Regions from separate parts of the Mus musculus genome. Here region 2 is linked to region 1. Evidence: chromatin loops called from intact Hi-C (ENCODE). Cell type or tissue: left cerebral cortex. All regions are shown on one strand.

Region 1 (8,000 bases):
CCTGGACAATAACTCCCCGAGGACAAGATGCAATGGGATACACCAGGGCACACACCATAGACATCCCCAGGGATATGGAAAGATAACTAGAAGCTGAAATGCTGATTCCTAATACAACCAACATTCCAAATGGCTTTTTTATGTTTTATTTCCATTTTTATAAAACCTTGAAGGCTTTTGATATTCCTATTTAAATAAGAAAGCATATAATTATTATGGGTCTAATATGGAAAAGTCTTAGGCAACAGGGACCCTTCCATGGCTTTCTACACAGCAGCAGATGATCTGCCCTTCTGTACATTTTTTGATTGGCAGGGACTCCACACCTACTGCAGTTCATTGACTTGTGGTGAGTTTTATAATGTACATACATGGTGACTTTGTTGCAGGACAATGTGTAAGGAATACAGGTTGTTGTTGGTTCTGAATGCAAGCTCCTAAGTGGGGGATATTCTAGACCAGGAACACTCTCGTGAGTAGTGTTAATTGGTAACCCAACTTTAAGTGTTAAAGTCACTTACGAGACAAGCTTGCAAGGCATGCCAGGGATGGTTGTTTAGCCTATGTTGATAAGGTAGACACTTGGACTGACAATGGAGGACACAACCTGAGGGCAGTGGCATTGATTGCTCTGTGTAGAGAGAATCTCTTGTACACAAGATTAGAAGCTGGGACATTGGACTTCTGGGATTGAGTCAGGCACAGGAAAGATTCACACTGAACTCTGAGGAAGACTTTCAAACCAAAGAGAGGTAATTAGCCACATGGCCTGTCTTAGACTAGTTTAAATGAATTCATTGAGTTATGTGCTTGCAAAAATGAGCCGAAGCTATTGGCCTAAGCATTTATTCATACATAGGAAGTCTCAGAGTCATTATTTCAGGGAACTTCGGCACATGTGGAAAAGCCCACCCACAGTCACAGCTCTGTTTTCTGATTGTAGCCAGCTGCTTCAAACTACTGCTGGAAAACTTGCCCACCATCAAAAATTCAGGTGACAGCAGATGCTGGCGAGGATGTGGAGAAGGAGGAACACTCCTCCATTGTTGGTGGGATTGCAAGTTTGTACAACCACTCTGGAAATCAGTCTGGCAGTTCCTCAGCAAATTGGACATAGTACTACTGGAGGATCCTGCAATACCTCTCCTGGGCATATATCCAGAAGATGTTCCAACTGGTAATAAGGACACATGCTCCACTATGTTCATAGCAGCCTTATTTATAATAACCAGAGCTGGAAAGAACCCAGATGCCCCTCAACAGAGGAATGGATACAGAAAATGTGGTACATTTACACAATGGAGTACTATTCAGCTGTTAAAAACAATGAATTTATGAAATTTCTAGACAAATGGATGGATCTGGAGGATATCATCCTGAGTGAGGTAACCCAATCACAAAAGACGTCACTAGATATGCACTCACTGATAAGTGGATATTAGCCCAGAAACTTAGAATACCCAAGATACAATTTGCAAGACACATGAAACTCAAGAAGAACAAAGACCAAAGTGAGGACACTTTGCCCCTTCTTAGAATTGGGAACAAAACACCCATGGAAGGAGTTACAGAGACAAAGTTTGGAGCTGAAATGAAAGGATGGACCATCCAGAGACAGTCTGACCTGGGTGTCCATCCCATAATCAGCACCCAAACTCAGACACTATTGCATATGCCAGCAAGATTTTGCTGAAAGGACCCTGATATAGCTGTCTCTTGTGAGGCTATGCCGGTGCCTGGCAAACACAGAAGTGGATGCTCACAGTCAGCTATTGGATGGAACACAGCATCCCCAATGGAGGAGCTAGAGAAAGTACCCAAGGAGCTAAAGGGGTCTGCAACCCTATATGTGGAACAACAATATGAACTAACCAGTACCCACAGAGTTTGTGTCTCTAGCTGCATATGTAGCAGAAGATGGCCTAGTCGGCCATCATTGGGAAGAGAGGCCCCTTGGTCTTGCAAACTTTATATGCCCCAGTACAAGGGAACACCAGGGCCAAAAAATGGGAGTGGGTGGGTAGGGGGAACGGGGGGGGGGGTATGGGGGACTTTCGGGATAACATTTGAAATGTAAATGAAGAAAATACCTAATAAAAAATTGGAAAAAAAAAACTCGCTCACCATGACACCTTTGAACTGTGAGCTAAAATAGTTTTTCTTCTCCCTCCAGTGGCTTTTGACAGTGTACTTTGTCATAGCAACAGGAAAAGAAACAGACATAAATACATTTCCTAGAGATCTTGGTAGCCCAAGGGAGGTGTGCAGAGCAGACTCCAGGCTTGGGCTTGGTCAGCTCTGACCCACACAAGCAAGCAAGGTAAAGGTCACGCTAGGCGAGAATAAGCAAGACAGGTTAGGACCCCCTAGAACCCCCACATTTGGTCTGGCATTATGCACACACACACCCAATTCTTGTAATAACTATACACTTGGTACCCAGTTCCTTCATCAACACATAATATATATTATAACCCCTCTCTAGATAATGCACTAGAAACTCAGAACTTACCCCACCCATCCCCACCCATCCCCACCTCTCCCCACCCACCCTGCCTTACTGTTCCTGCAATGGACTTCACATACTTCTATTTTTGAACAAAGGTATAAGCTTCCCTGTCCCTGGTAACAACCAAATTCAGACAGCTTCTACTCCTGTATTCTCAGTGTATCATGTTATGAAGAAGAGAGACACCAGTCCTGCCTGAACTGGTGTTGGGTGCGTGTATAATAGGATAAGTCCTCTCATTATCTTGTAGGGAGAACCCCCCATTGACCAGCTTTACAAGTAGGCATCCGTATGATTAAAATCAGATGCGGTAGGGCAACTGTTCTCAACCTGTGGATGCAACTTCTTCTTTTTTTTATTAGGTATTTTCTTCATTTACATTTCAAATGCTATCCCAAAAGTCCTCCAGACCCTCCCACCCCACTCCCCTACCCACCCACTCCCACTTCTTTCAAGAAGAATGAAGACCAAAGTGTGGACACTTTACCCCTTCTTAGAATTGGGAACAAAACACCCATGGAAAGAGTTACAGAGACAAAGTTTGGAGCTGAAAAGAAAGCATGGACCATCTAGAGACTGCCATACCCGGGGATCCATCCCATAATCAGCCTCCAAACGCTGACACCTTTGGATGCAACTTCTTTGGGGGTCGAATGATCCTTTCACAGGGGTCACCCAAAACCACTGGAAATGTCACATAACAATCCACAACAGTAGCACAATTAGTTAGGAAGCAGCAAATAATAACAATAATAATAATTTTATGGCTGGGGGTCTCCACAACCTGAGGAACCACATTAAAGGGCCACAGCATTAGGAAGGTTGAGAACCACTGTGCTATGGGAAGGGGCCATGCTTGGTAGGAAAAGTGAGCGTATGATCTAATCTATCAATCAAAGTAGAGAAGCATTCAAACAAATTTCCATAGTAACCAGCTCTTCCTTCCCATGAACTCCATAAAAAGAGACCCCAGGCTGCAGCCCGGGACCCTTACATAGCCTCACGAACATGACCCACTATCGATCTGGGCAGTGTCTTCCTCTACAATCCGCACTATTGATTTGCTCCCATAAAGCATTCTTGCTTCATTTGCAAACCTGTATGAGTGGTGATTTTCAATTCATTGGATAAGAGGCCAAGAACCTGAAAACACACAGCCAGATCCTGACCACAAGGGACGCTACTCCAAATGGTGCTTAAGTCTGGCCTCGAAGTTGCCAGCCACATGCAATCATTTTCATATGTCAAGAAGGAACAAGAAAAGGTAAAAAATCCAGCCACATTTTCCCTGCAGAACACTCCTTGATGGGCCCTGCTAATGTTAACCTTGAGAGACAGGGTAATGTTAACCAAAAGGAACCAGCCTTTTACCTGAAGAGACACTTGTTCACCTTGTTCCTGCGAACGGGAGGGGTCCCACCCCCACAAATGTTCTGAAGAGTGTTCGGAGGAAAGAGCAACGCAGCTGTGGGCGGCAGTGCGGCTGTGGGCGGCAGCTGGATTGAATGTGTTCCTGGAAGAGCGCACCATATGTTTTACATTTCGCATCCAATCTATAAATGTCCCAATAACTGGAGTCCATAAATACTGTGTTCAGAACGCTTCGTGAAAACATCTCCTTGCTCACTGTCATCTGCTCTCGGGAGGACAGCTCCTTATTATTAATAATCCCCATAGCTGGGTCATATCAGGAAACTGGGGGGACCCAGGGAATCAGAATGACCTGCTAACCTGGTCCACCCCCACCTGACTCCCGGACATTCACAAGGAAGAAGCCTACAGACTGTATCTCACTAACAAAGGCTTGGATCAGAAGCCAGAGGCTCTTTCTACACTACAGAGCTCTCCCTGCACACTGTGGGGTCCTACTTGAATGCCAGAAAAGAAGGAGGGTCATGGAAAGCTGGGAGGTTGAAGAGACAGTGTGTTCAACTCCAAGCAGATAAGACACATTTTGTGCACCACTACACAAGCAGGCACTGTCAGGAACCCAGGCACACACAGGCTGCCTACAACCATGCACAGGCACACACTCAGACTGGCACACACACACACACCCACAAACACATGGGCAGGCCGATAAAGGCAAAGACTCGAGCCGCCAACCTCAAGACCATATTGTATAGACTCCCACAAAAGTGATACTATGCCAAAAATAGTTACACAACAGATTACATCACTGTTCACTTTGGGAGTCCTTGAACATCCTGTGTCAGCCGTTTGGGGCTGACTCATAGTCCCCTGGATGTCCAGTGTCTGTCATTTATAAATGACTCAGACTGGATATCCATGTCAGTACTTTGATATCTAAATATAAATGAGTCCTCACTGCCTTCTATTCTCAAGTACAATGTACTCAGGCATGGAGCCTCATATGCCTGTGTCTGTCCATCAATAGGCTTGTGTGTCTACCTCTGTGTTTAGGTCTAGTTGTGTGTTTGTCTGCATGTATGAAGTTCATGTATACAGCCGTGTGACTAGTTGCCGGTCAGTTTCTTCCTGCATAGGTGTAGTGATAAAAGTATATCCTCTCTGAGCTAGAGAGATGGCTTGGCGGTTAAGAGCACTGACTGCTTTTCCAGAGGTCCTGAGTTCAACTCCCAGCAAGCACAGGGTGGCTCCCAACCATCTGTAATGGGATCTGCTTCTGTTGGGGAACGCCCTCTTCTGGTGTGTCTGAAGAGATCTGTAGTGTAAATAAATACATAAATCTTTTTTTAAAAAAAGAATTAGTATATCTACTCTGTCTGAGGCCCTCAAATTCTCTTCAACCTGCCAGCTTCCCACAGTCCTCCTCCTTCCCTGGCATTGGAGCATGGGTCTCACACCGGCTGATGTTTTGTGTATGTGTGTGCTTGTGTGGTGAATGAATCATGTGTGCACATGCATGTACAGACCTGATGCCAGCATCCTTCATCTTTCCCCCCTTTTCTATACTCTACCTTTATACTTGAGACATGCTCTCTTGCTGAACTGAAGTTCATCAATTGAGCTAGGTTGGCTGGCAAATGAGCTTCAGGGATATACCAGTCTCTATCCAAAGCTAGAGGTATGGACACAGGCTGCCATGCCAGCAGCCATATTGCTTTCCCAGTCATGTGACATTCTGTTGACTACCTGAGGCTTGGGGGGCTGTCCCCTCCCTTGGGGGGAAAACGTGTTTCGATTCAGAGGCAAATGCTCTGTAACAGTACAGAGGCTGCCACTGTCTCCATCTTCTGACAAGGGTAAGCAGTTTCTTCAAAGTCCCTCAGTTAATAGAGAGTAGACTTGGGAGTAGAACTCAACTTTACAATTTCTAACTTTTTGTTGTGGCACTGAGAATTGAACCTAAAGCCTCAGGCATGCTGGCAAACACTCCACCATTGAGTTCTTAGCCAATCCCGGCTTTCTAACTTCTGCATCCTTCTTCATGCTTAGTTCACTGAGGTGGTTTAGGAGGCCAATCGATTGAACTGTGATCAGCAGGCAACAGCTGGGAATGTATCTAGAAGTTAGGCCATCTCTTGGGTCCTCTATGTCAGATCCCAAAGAAACCTGGGACAAATGTCTAACTGAGCTGCCTAAGAGCATCCCAGAGCATACACAGGCCACCAGGATCACTTGGTACCTAGACCTCCTCTCCGCTCTTCTCACTCTGTTATTCCCTACCCTAAACCTCTCCTAACCCAGGGGCTCAGCTTCCATTCCCCCAGCTTCTGATTCCTATAAAAACCTGCCATTACAGCCATGTGCTTTTTTTGTTTCTTCTCCCTCTATTGTCCCCTCTCTTTTCTCTCCTTCTATCGTTTCCCCCTCCCTCCTTTCCTGACCTAGCTCAGTCTGCTGGCCATGGTCAGTCTGGACTCTTCCAGATGCCTCGGGCTGAACTCTCCCTCATATGTACAATAAAAACCTCCTCAGCTGTACTTAAGAGTGGCCATGTGCTTGCTTCAGCAGCACATACACTAAAACTGGAACTACACAGAGGTTAGTATGGCCCCTGCCCAAGGATGCCATTGCAAATTCCTGAAGCATTCCATATTTTGGGGCAGTGAGTGAGATGTAAAGTGAAGAAGTAAAAAACAAACAAACAAACAAACAAACAAACTGCAGAATAAATGTGAGCATGTTCATATATGCAGTTTTATGTTTATCTCTATATTCATTTATTTAGAATCCATATATATTGAGATAAAAAACAACCACAAAAAAATAATAACTGTGGTCATGTCCCCATTTCATTCATGTGATGTTGAAGCCCAGGAGAGGCATACACGAGCTCCCTGGCAAAGGACTTTGCCTCTCCGAATCAAGCTGCTGGCTTGGCTCTCGCACGGTGTGTATGGACCGTTTGTTTCTGCTGGCCTCCGCCATCCACTACATTTGTCTCCAAATTCTAGAGTCTGTCTCTTCAGCCACTTTTTCCCTCTACCAACTCCAGCCATTCATCTCTGCTTGCCAACTCAGTCAGTGTCCTCATTTTCATTCACTCTATTCTCTGGGCAGGGCACCCAGACCTAGGCTACCTTGCTGGTGGCCGTGGAATAAAGCTAGAGCATTGCATTCCATTAGGAGAAGGCAGGCCTGCGAGGGGCCCCACAGAGGGAATGTCCAGGTGGCTAGGAAGGGATTCACGTGGAGGGATAAAAGGAGATTCAAAATAATTACTTGTCTGCATAGCCTTTTAGCAGTCTCTTCTTTCCTCTGTTTGCTCCAAAGGGACTGGGTCTCCTTCACTCCATCCCCAGCACCCACCTGGCTGCCTAGCAGAGTCTCTACTCCATATGTGAATGAGGCATCCACCGTGCACACATTCCAGCACTATGGTGTCAGGCTGAGGCACTAGTCATGGCTGCAGGGCCAGAGCAAGAAAGGTGGGGTTGTGAGAAGGGACAGAGCCCCAGGCTGGAACTAAGACGGAGACCCACAGGATCAGGAGAAGGTTGCTTTTGTAAATGCAAGAAGCAAGACAGTCAGACTGTGGTCACTCAGAGGCCTGCTTGCCACCATAACACTTGGCATAGACAGAGGAGGTCACCAGAGGTCCACCAGCCTGGTGGCCCACCTGCAGCAGAAGCCATCACAACGTGCAAGTATGTGGTGGACTGATGGGAGACAAAGAGATGAGGAAAGCAAGAACAGTTTGAGCATTTTGAAGAGATGTGGAACTGGACATGTAAGGGTAGAGAGGAATAGCCTCTTGTGAGTGGCCAGCCCTGCCACCCGAAGTCATGGTGAAGTCCCAGCCCATGCTGCCACTGAGGACCATGTCTGGGTCTATGACCGTGCAGGGGCAGGGGTCAGTGTCCATGTCCATGGTTCATATTACCACTAAAGACCACTGTGATGTCCCAGGTCTTGGCAGCTACCAGGGACCTTGTAGATGTCTAAGGGCTATGCAGAACTGGCCCCACCCCTCAGTGGCTGCGAAACTCTGAAGGGCTGGCCCCGCCTCTCATTGGTGGCAACACATGGGAGAGAGGCCCTGCACCTCGCCCAGCACAGTGGC
Region 2 (8,000 bases), 240 kb before region 1:
TCAGTTGCAAGAAGCAATCATTCGATGAAGTCTCCTTGGAACCATGCCATCGAGCTCACCCATCACAGATCAGGTAGAAATGGTGGGCCGCCTCCAGGAAGGTTGCCTGCTAGCACTAGCCTATCCTAGATGGAGCTGTCAAGCCATTTTATGCAATGTGGCTGTGTGTGAAGGTCCTCTTGCTCTATGTCCTCACAGACTTGACTTTCCACTTTTCCTTGGGGTGTCCTACTGTGTGTACTGTAGCATGTTGCTGAGGAACTGACTCCTCATCCAGGATGGCCAGTGATGCTGAGAATCATTGACTGCCTGTCTGTCCATCTTTCTGTCTTCTCTCTCTCCCTTCCCCCACCTCTCTCTCTCTCTCTCTCTCTCTCTCTCTCTCTCTCTCTGTGTGTGTGTGTGTGTGTGTGGGTGCATGTGTATGGAAGTCACATATCAATGTGAGAGGTTATTCTTTTGGAGAAGCCCACCTCATTTCTGAAGGCAGAGTCTCTCGCTGGCCTGTAGCTCACAGGTTAGAATAGACTGGCCAGTCAGTAAACTTCAGAAATCTGCATGCCTCTACCTCTCCAGTATAGCACAATCATACCTGAGAATTTTTTTTTTTTTTAGAGCAGTGCTGGGACTTGAACTCAGGTCCTCATGCTTGCTCAGCCAGCACTTCACATCGATTTTTTTGAAATCTTACCCAGAATGCTGAGGTGGTTATGCTGACCCATGGTTCCATTTCATATGAGGCACTGATGAGTAGCTAACAATTTCACAGTACATTTCTAAATTGGGAAGTATGAGTTTCTCAGATTGAGTTAGACATTTGCATGATCATAGTTTTATGCAAATTTTAGAATCGGCTAACATATTTCATTAAAAATGCTAAGATGCTAACAAGGCCTGAGTCAGTACTGTGGGCTCCTTTGAGAGAGCCGTGCTTCCATACTGCGTGGGGCAGCCCTGCAACCTCTCCAGTCAGGCACATAGGGCAGCTGGCCAGTTACTTAGATTTTTTTTGTTCATTTCTTCTAGCAGTATTGTCTTAGTTAGGGTTTTACTGCTGTGAACAGACACCGTGACGAAGGCAACTCTTATGAAAAACAACATTTAATTAGGGCTGGCTTACAGTTTCAGGGGTTCAGTCCATTACCACCAAGGTGGGAGCATGGCAGTATCCAGGCAGGCATGGCGCAGGAGGAGCTAAGAGTTCTATGTCTTCATCCAAAGGCTGCTAGTGGAAGACTGACTTCCAGGCAACTAAGATGAGGATCTTATGCCCACACTCACAGTGACACACCTACTCCAACCAGGTCACACCTATTCCAACAAGGCCACACCTCCAGATGGTGCCACTCCCTGGTCCAAGGATATACAAACCATCACAAGTATGATTTTCAACGTATAAAATTTTACAATTCTGTCATTTAGCTCATTAAATACTTTCTGTTTTCTGTACTAAATGATATCACATTTCTAATTTCTCTTCTGAATGGTTCACTGTTAGTTTACAAAATGCAACTGGGTTTCCAATTTTTAATTATGGTTAAAATATACACGCATGTATGTATGTCTATGTACGTGTACTATCTTTTAATTTTATGTTTTTACATTTGTCCTCATTTTGCTGTGTTGTGTGGGTGAGACCACATACACCTCACACAGAATGCATGGGGAGGAGATGAGGCGGCTTAAGTAGTTGGTTTCCTCTTTCAACCATTGGATCCAGGAATTGAATTCCTGTTAGTTGACAAATTTTGTTATTCACGGAGCAGTCTTGTGTGCCCAAATATGCATAAAAGTTGCCACCACAAATGCTTTAACTGTGCATCTTGGTGGCACTTCTTTGTCTCTGTACCTCCATCTTCACCCATTTTTACGTGTCTTTTAAGACTGAAAATCTGTCCCCATTGAGCAGTGGCTCTTCCTCCCTCAGCCTCTGAACCGCCAGCTCTACACTGTCTCTAGAGTCTGGTTGACGCTTTCTACTGATGCTTCTGTTGTTCCTTCATCTCACCTGACAAAATGTCCTCAAGTTTTGTTCACAATGTTGCATGTCAGTATATTTTCTTCCCTTCTCAAGACAGTGAGTATCTCATTGTACCTGACACCATTCTGTGACTATTTATGCATCCATTCCTGAACACCTGAGTTGTAGCCATATTTTAGTTACTGGAAACTGTAACGCTAAGTACTTGCTATAAGTAAGTCCCTGCTTTTAATAGCTGGGTGAGCACACATCCACACTAACAGAATAGCTGAATCATGCCTAAAAACTACACTCATTCTCTGTCAAAATAAAACCAGATTTCTAGAACAATAATACACTTAGAGTCTATCCTTATGACGCTAATGCTGATTATCTTCTTTAAAGAACATGGTTGCTGGCTAGAGTGAATGTAAACTTGTGCGTGCAGGTGTACATTTGTGTAGCTGCATGTGTGTTCATAGATGTTCATAGATGTACATATATGTATGTACACACACACACACAGTGCTAACACCTGAAAGCTGGTGAAGTATTTACTCTTAACTACAGATTCTGTCAGATTGCAGTGTTCTGCATAAAATAATGGCCTTATCTTCTTACACATTGTCTCCTTCCCAACAAACACAAAGGTCATTCATCAAGCATGCTTACCAGTACAGGTTGTCGCAGAATGCTGAGGACTCTAGGCTGAACTGAGAAATCATGAGGTCAAGAATCAGATGCAAAGAGCCGGGCGGTCGTGGCACACACCTTTAATCCCAGCACTTGGGAGGCAGAGGCAGGCAGATCTCTGAGTTCAAGGCCAGCCTGGTCTACAGAGTGAGTTTCAGGACAGCCAGGGCTACACAGAGAAACCCTGTCTCAAAAAAAAAAAAAAAAAGAATCACATGCAAAGCTTCTCACAGAGCAGAATCAGGACAAAAGGCCAACACAAACCAAAGAAGAAAATAAGGGATCACTTAGAAACTCACAATTAGTTATTGGGTCCAAAGAAAGAGGTTGAGCATGTCTCCTCTCTCTCCAGGTCCCCCATGGTCCTGATTGGTGTGGATCTTGTTATGTAGACCAGGTTAGCCTTGAACTCACAGTTGTCCGCTTGACTCTGCCTCCTGGGTATTGAGAACTGAAGGGCCTAAAGTAACTCCAAGTCCACTGCCTTCATTTTACTGCGTGCCCTTTGCTCTACATTCTCCTCAGTTTATGAGAAAAATCGCCAGGCGACTTGGTCTGCTTCAGCCCCATAAGAGTTATGATAAAACTGCTGCCTGATCCTATAGCGACATCTTGCTATCACAGACCCCCATAACCTGTGACAAGCTCAAGGACTAACCCTCAATTTAAAAATTCCTTCTTTATATCCCCTGAATGGTGCTTGTTGTGGTTATGCTTTAAAAGGAGCCTGCTTCCTTCCATCAGGGCCACAATCGGCTCCCGAGTCTGACTGTGTCCCTAACCAGCTAGACACACTTCCTTCCCATGGTGAATAAAGTTGCTTTGGTTTTATTCTGACTTTGGTGGTCCTTTCTTTATTATTTGCACAACTCTAGGCCCCTGGAGGAATCGAAGCTGTGTGCCACCACACCCAGCTCTGAAGAGAGTCTTGGTAAGAGATCATCTAGGCATGCTTGTTAGGAATTTCCTTATTTGGGTAAGTTGAGGCTGAAAGGTCCATTCTTGAGGACTGTGGGTTGAGTTCTGGATTACAGAGGAGAGGGGGTGAGCCAAGCACAGGCATGCGGGCCTCAACCTATGCTTTCTGCTCTTGCCTGTGGGTGAAATGTCACCAGCTGCTTCCAGGTCCTGTGACGACTCCCTGCAGTGAGGAAGTGTGACCTGGAATTGTGACCTAAAATAAGCAGTCCCTCCACTAGGTTGCCATTGTCTGGGTATTTTATCACAAGAACAAAACTAAGACAAAATGACTACAGCCAAGGGGGGATTCAGATAAATTAGAGATACTCTTTTAATCAGCAATGGCCCTTGGTGGCAGGTGTAATTAAAGTAAGCCAGGGTAATATTAAATACCACTGCATGATTGAATTCTGGCATGGAGACAGGAGGCTGCCTGTCACTAACACAGTGCTCTCTGTGGATCCAGGTTGCTGTGGCTTCACACGTTAGATTAATTATTCACCTCATGAATCTGCAGAGCGACCTGTGTGAGAAGTGCTCTTAGCCCATTGCTTCGACTTGGGGAGTTTCATAAACCAAAGAGATCAAGGATCGTGGAGGATTCTAAGTTATCAGGGACAGAGCTGAACCGCAAACCCATCTCTGGAGTTCAGTTCTATTCCTTATAACTTATATAATCAGTCTTATAAAGTGCACTACACTTATATAATCAAACTTACATAACACAATCAGAACCTGGCTGGACTGTCCCCTTAATCAGCAGCGACACTGGGGACCATGATACTCCCCCTGGTCCTTTATAATTAGCCTGAACTTCATTAGGAATCTTTTGCCTTAATTCTGCTATGTCACCTAGCTATTAGTATGTGAGAGGGTATGGATATGTATGCATGTCTGCATGCATGCATGTGTTTGCACATGTGTTAGATAGAGGTGGAGGTTAGAGGATAACCTTGGGTGAAGGTTTCTTGCTAACTGCTTCATTCTTCGAGACAGGCCTCTTGGTAGCCTGGAACTCACCAAGGAGGCTCGGCTGCCTGGGCAGTCGTCCCCAGGAATCCACCTGACTCCCCTGTGACCACACTGGGGTTACAAGTCTCTTGAAAAAACTAGTTTTACAGATCAATCCTGGGAGCTCATGCTTGCAAGGCAGACCCTGATGACTGAGCCATCTGCCAGGCTAAACTACTGTATCACACCTTCCTCCACGGAGCTAATCCCTGCATGGCTACTGGGACGCTTTCCTTTTGGAAATGTCTCATGGACACAGTCACATGCTATGTAATGCCATGGCTCTGCTCATTTGCAGTCTCTGTGAGTCACTGCAGGCATTTTGTGTTTGGTGCTGACACTATACAGTTGTGGAGGACTTTCATCAGAATTAAAGCCTTCATTCCTGGAAGGAAGAGGGAGGTGCACAGGGCCAGGGAAGCAAACAACCTTACAAGTACCAGAAAGTTACAACCCAAATAACTTACAAGGCCACTCCCTAAGGTTATAAAAGCATTAAATAACTGCTGGAGAGAGTTGGATTGGAGAGAAAGCTCAGCAGTTCAGAGTGCTCACTGCTCTTCCAGAAGACTGGAGTTTGGTTTCTAGTGCTGGATCAGGCAGTTCACAAACTTTTTGTAACTCCACCTTCAGGGAATCTGACACCTTCTTCTGGTCTTCATGGGTAGCTATACATACATGGTGTTCATGAACACACACACACACAGAGAGAGAGAGAGACAGAGACAGAGACAGAGACAGAGACAGAGAAAGACATAGAGCAAGAGAGACAGAGAGAAGCCACTGGCTTGCTATTGGAAGGACATGTTGGATGTGGGAGGAAAAGTATAGAATTCATGGTGCTACTTGGGGATCTCACTAGGTGGCTCTTAAAGAGGTCTGAAGTCTCCATCAGGATACAGCAGGGATAATGGTCCACGATACTCGCAGTGTGAATACAGCACCGCCTGAGACTACCGAAGGTTCCAGGGCTTGAGCCAAGGTCCACTGCTTCTGAGAAGTCAGACAGTATTCAAAATAGGAAAAAATACCCCAGGGTGCCAGGTAGGTCATCCTGTGGGTGTCCAACAACCCCACACTGACCAGCTCTGTCCAAGGCCATTTCATGCTTACATGATAAGTGCTTTACCCACTGGTCTCTCTCCTCAGCTCCCACAAGAGGTTTTCTTACAGAAGTAACTGTATCCGCTGGCCCTCTTCCTCTCTGTCCCTCTCATCACGAGTTCCTCTCATATAAATGCAAATGGACCCGAGGTAGCAACTCTAAAAACACATCCCAGGCTGCACATCAATTCCAGGGAGGTGGCATGGAGGAGAGCCAGGAATCTGGCCTAGTTTATGCTCTCAGAATTTCATAAATCAGTCATTCAACCAGGCACAAAACTGGGTTATGCCTATTAAGGCTCTGGGAGCTATAAGAAACCCGTTGGATTTATTGTTAGCTATACCTGCGAACCATTCCTGACAGGAATAAAAGCTAATTGAGTCAGGCTGGCCTCTTTTATTCTGGTGTGTCTGGGGGTGATATGGGTGCGGATGTTTCAAAGGAAACAGGACAGCTACGTGCCACAGACCACGAAGACAACAGTCCACTTTCCACCTTTGCTTTAGTCAAATCCAAATGTCTTTAGGGGAATTCTCCTCCCTCTCTCCCCTCCCTCCCTCCCTCTCTCCCCTCCCTCCCTCCCTCTCTCCCTTCCCCTCCCCTCCCCTCCCCTCCCTTCCCTCCCTCCCTCCCTCCCTCCCCTCCCTCCCATAAGCTGAAGTAGACTCACCCAACATGAAGCAGCTCCCCTGGCCCCATGTCTGCATTTCCCTGCTAGTATTTGGGTGATGGGGTGATAGGTTATGAGAAGGAGATATTAGCCCTTGCATGTGCGTGCAAAGGGGTGTCCTCTATTTTTCTCTTCCTATTCCCTCAAAATGGATTCTCTCACTGAACCTGAAGTTTGCTGTGTTTTTTTTTTTTTTTTTTTTACTTACACTGAGTGCTGGATCTCCATGCCCCAACACACGGGTCACAGAAAACAAGTAGTCATGCCTAACTTGTATGTGGATGCTGGGGATTTGAATGCAAATCTTCACACTTGCACAGCAGTCTTACCCACTAAGTCATCTCCCTAGGTATATCAGCAGTATTTTTAGAACCACCTCTCTCTTACCCTTTTAAGCACTAAGTTTAAAAGAAAGAATGTTCAACCTGAGAATGTCCAGACCCGGTCCTTGTTCTGTGCCTATGTTAGTGGCCATGATCCTACCTAGAATAATAAGACCAGAATAATGAATACATTTTTGTCATGTAGGGTCCTCAGCTCTTTAGCTGGACAGGCCTCTACAATTGGATAGGCTTAGCTTTTGGCGTAGACAAGTCTTGCTCTCAAGATGAAGTCTTTCCTACTTTGTGATGGAGGCCACAGTCTCCAGCCTCCGAGCCTGGTCCCTGGTTTGTGACCGAAGTCAGCATGAGATCCGGTGACTTTGGTCCTTTGCAAGGTCAAGGCCAGTGAGGGACAAAGCCCCTCAGATGCAGACTCTTGCACACTTACTGCCCAGGCAAGCCTAAAAACTCCAGTAGGACTTCTTTAAGTCATACCATGGCTTCAATTTCTGTCTCTCCATCAGACTAAGAGGTACAGATGAATTTCATTGCTATCACTAGGTTGAAGTGAAAGTTTCCAGATCCATATTCTAACTCAGGAACGATGGTGCTGTGCTTGATGAGAGATGTCTGTTCTGGTCAAGTGAGAGTAGAATGAGACGTGCGTTACACTCGATCTATCCCTGTGCAACATAGCGATCGCCTAAAAACTAACACGTGTATTAGAGACCTTGTGCTAAGGGAATTCTTCATAGGCAAGAACACACCCACAAGTTCTGATCCTACATCAAAAAAATTAAACCTGTTGTATAAAGCAATTGCTTTGTCCAGTGGGTAAACACTAAATTAAATGAAACTGAAAGCGTCCTTTATGTTAGAGAGATAACGTTCTCAGTAAGGTACAAGCATAAAGACCTGAGTTCAACACTCCAGAACCCAAGCACACACAAAAACCTGGCAGTGCTAGCACATGTTTCTAATCCCAGCACTGGAGATGTGGAGAGAAGCAGACCCTTGAGGTTTCTCTGGCCAATCCCAGGCCAGTGAGAAACCCTGTCTGACAAAGCAAGTGGACAGTATTTGAGGAATGATACTCATGACTGATCTCTGACCACATGAACACACACACACAAGCATGTTCTCCCCATAGGAACATGCACACACATGTGCATACCGATACACATACAAAAATAAACTCTACTTACAGATTCTCAACAGTTATCATGAAATCCTTGTGTAAATTAGTTTCAGATGTATCTTGTAGTTTCTACACAATGA

What was found. Hi-C counts contacts between places; a loop is a spot of excess contacts. Peaks named below come from ENCODE experiments on the same cell type or tissue, not always from the same donor. Only the 100,000 strongest peaks of a DNase experiment are listed, where the experiment ranks them.
Region 2: it touches region 1 in a loop (7-fold over the local background); 2 of 42 quality-filtered maps call a loop at or near these places.

What each region holds. Positions count from the first base shown.
Region 1 is chr1:35,755,170-35,763,169 of GRCm38, forward strand. It overlaps Gm25634 (a small nuclear RNA gene), which reads left to right and starts at 6,433; the gene lies at 6,433-6,537. In left cerebral cortex, a CTCF peak has its summit at 3,664; DNase peaks (open chromatin) are centred at 3,991, 4,612 and 5,088; H3K27ac peaks cover 1,360 bases.
Region 2 is chr1:35,519,064-35,527,063 of GRCm38, forward strand. No RefSeq gene overlaps it. Among named protein-coding and RNA genes, the nearest start is that of Gm25634, 240 kb to the right of the region's middle. In left cerebral cortex, no CTCF peak of the experiment used is centred here; DNase peaks (open chromatin) are centred at 930, 2,193, 4,448, 4,853 and 2 more places; H3K27ac peaks cover 812 bases.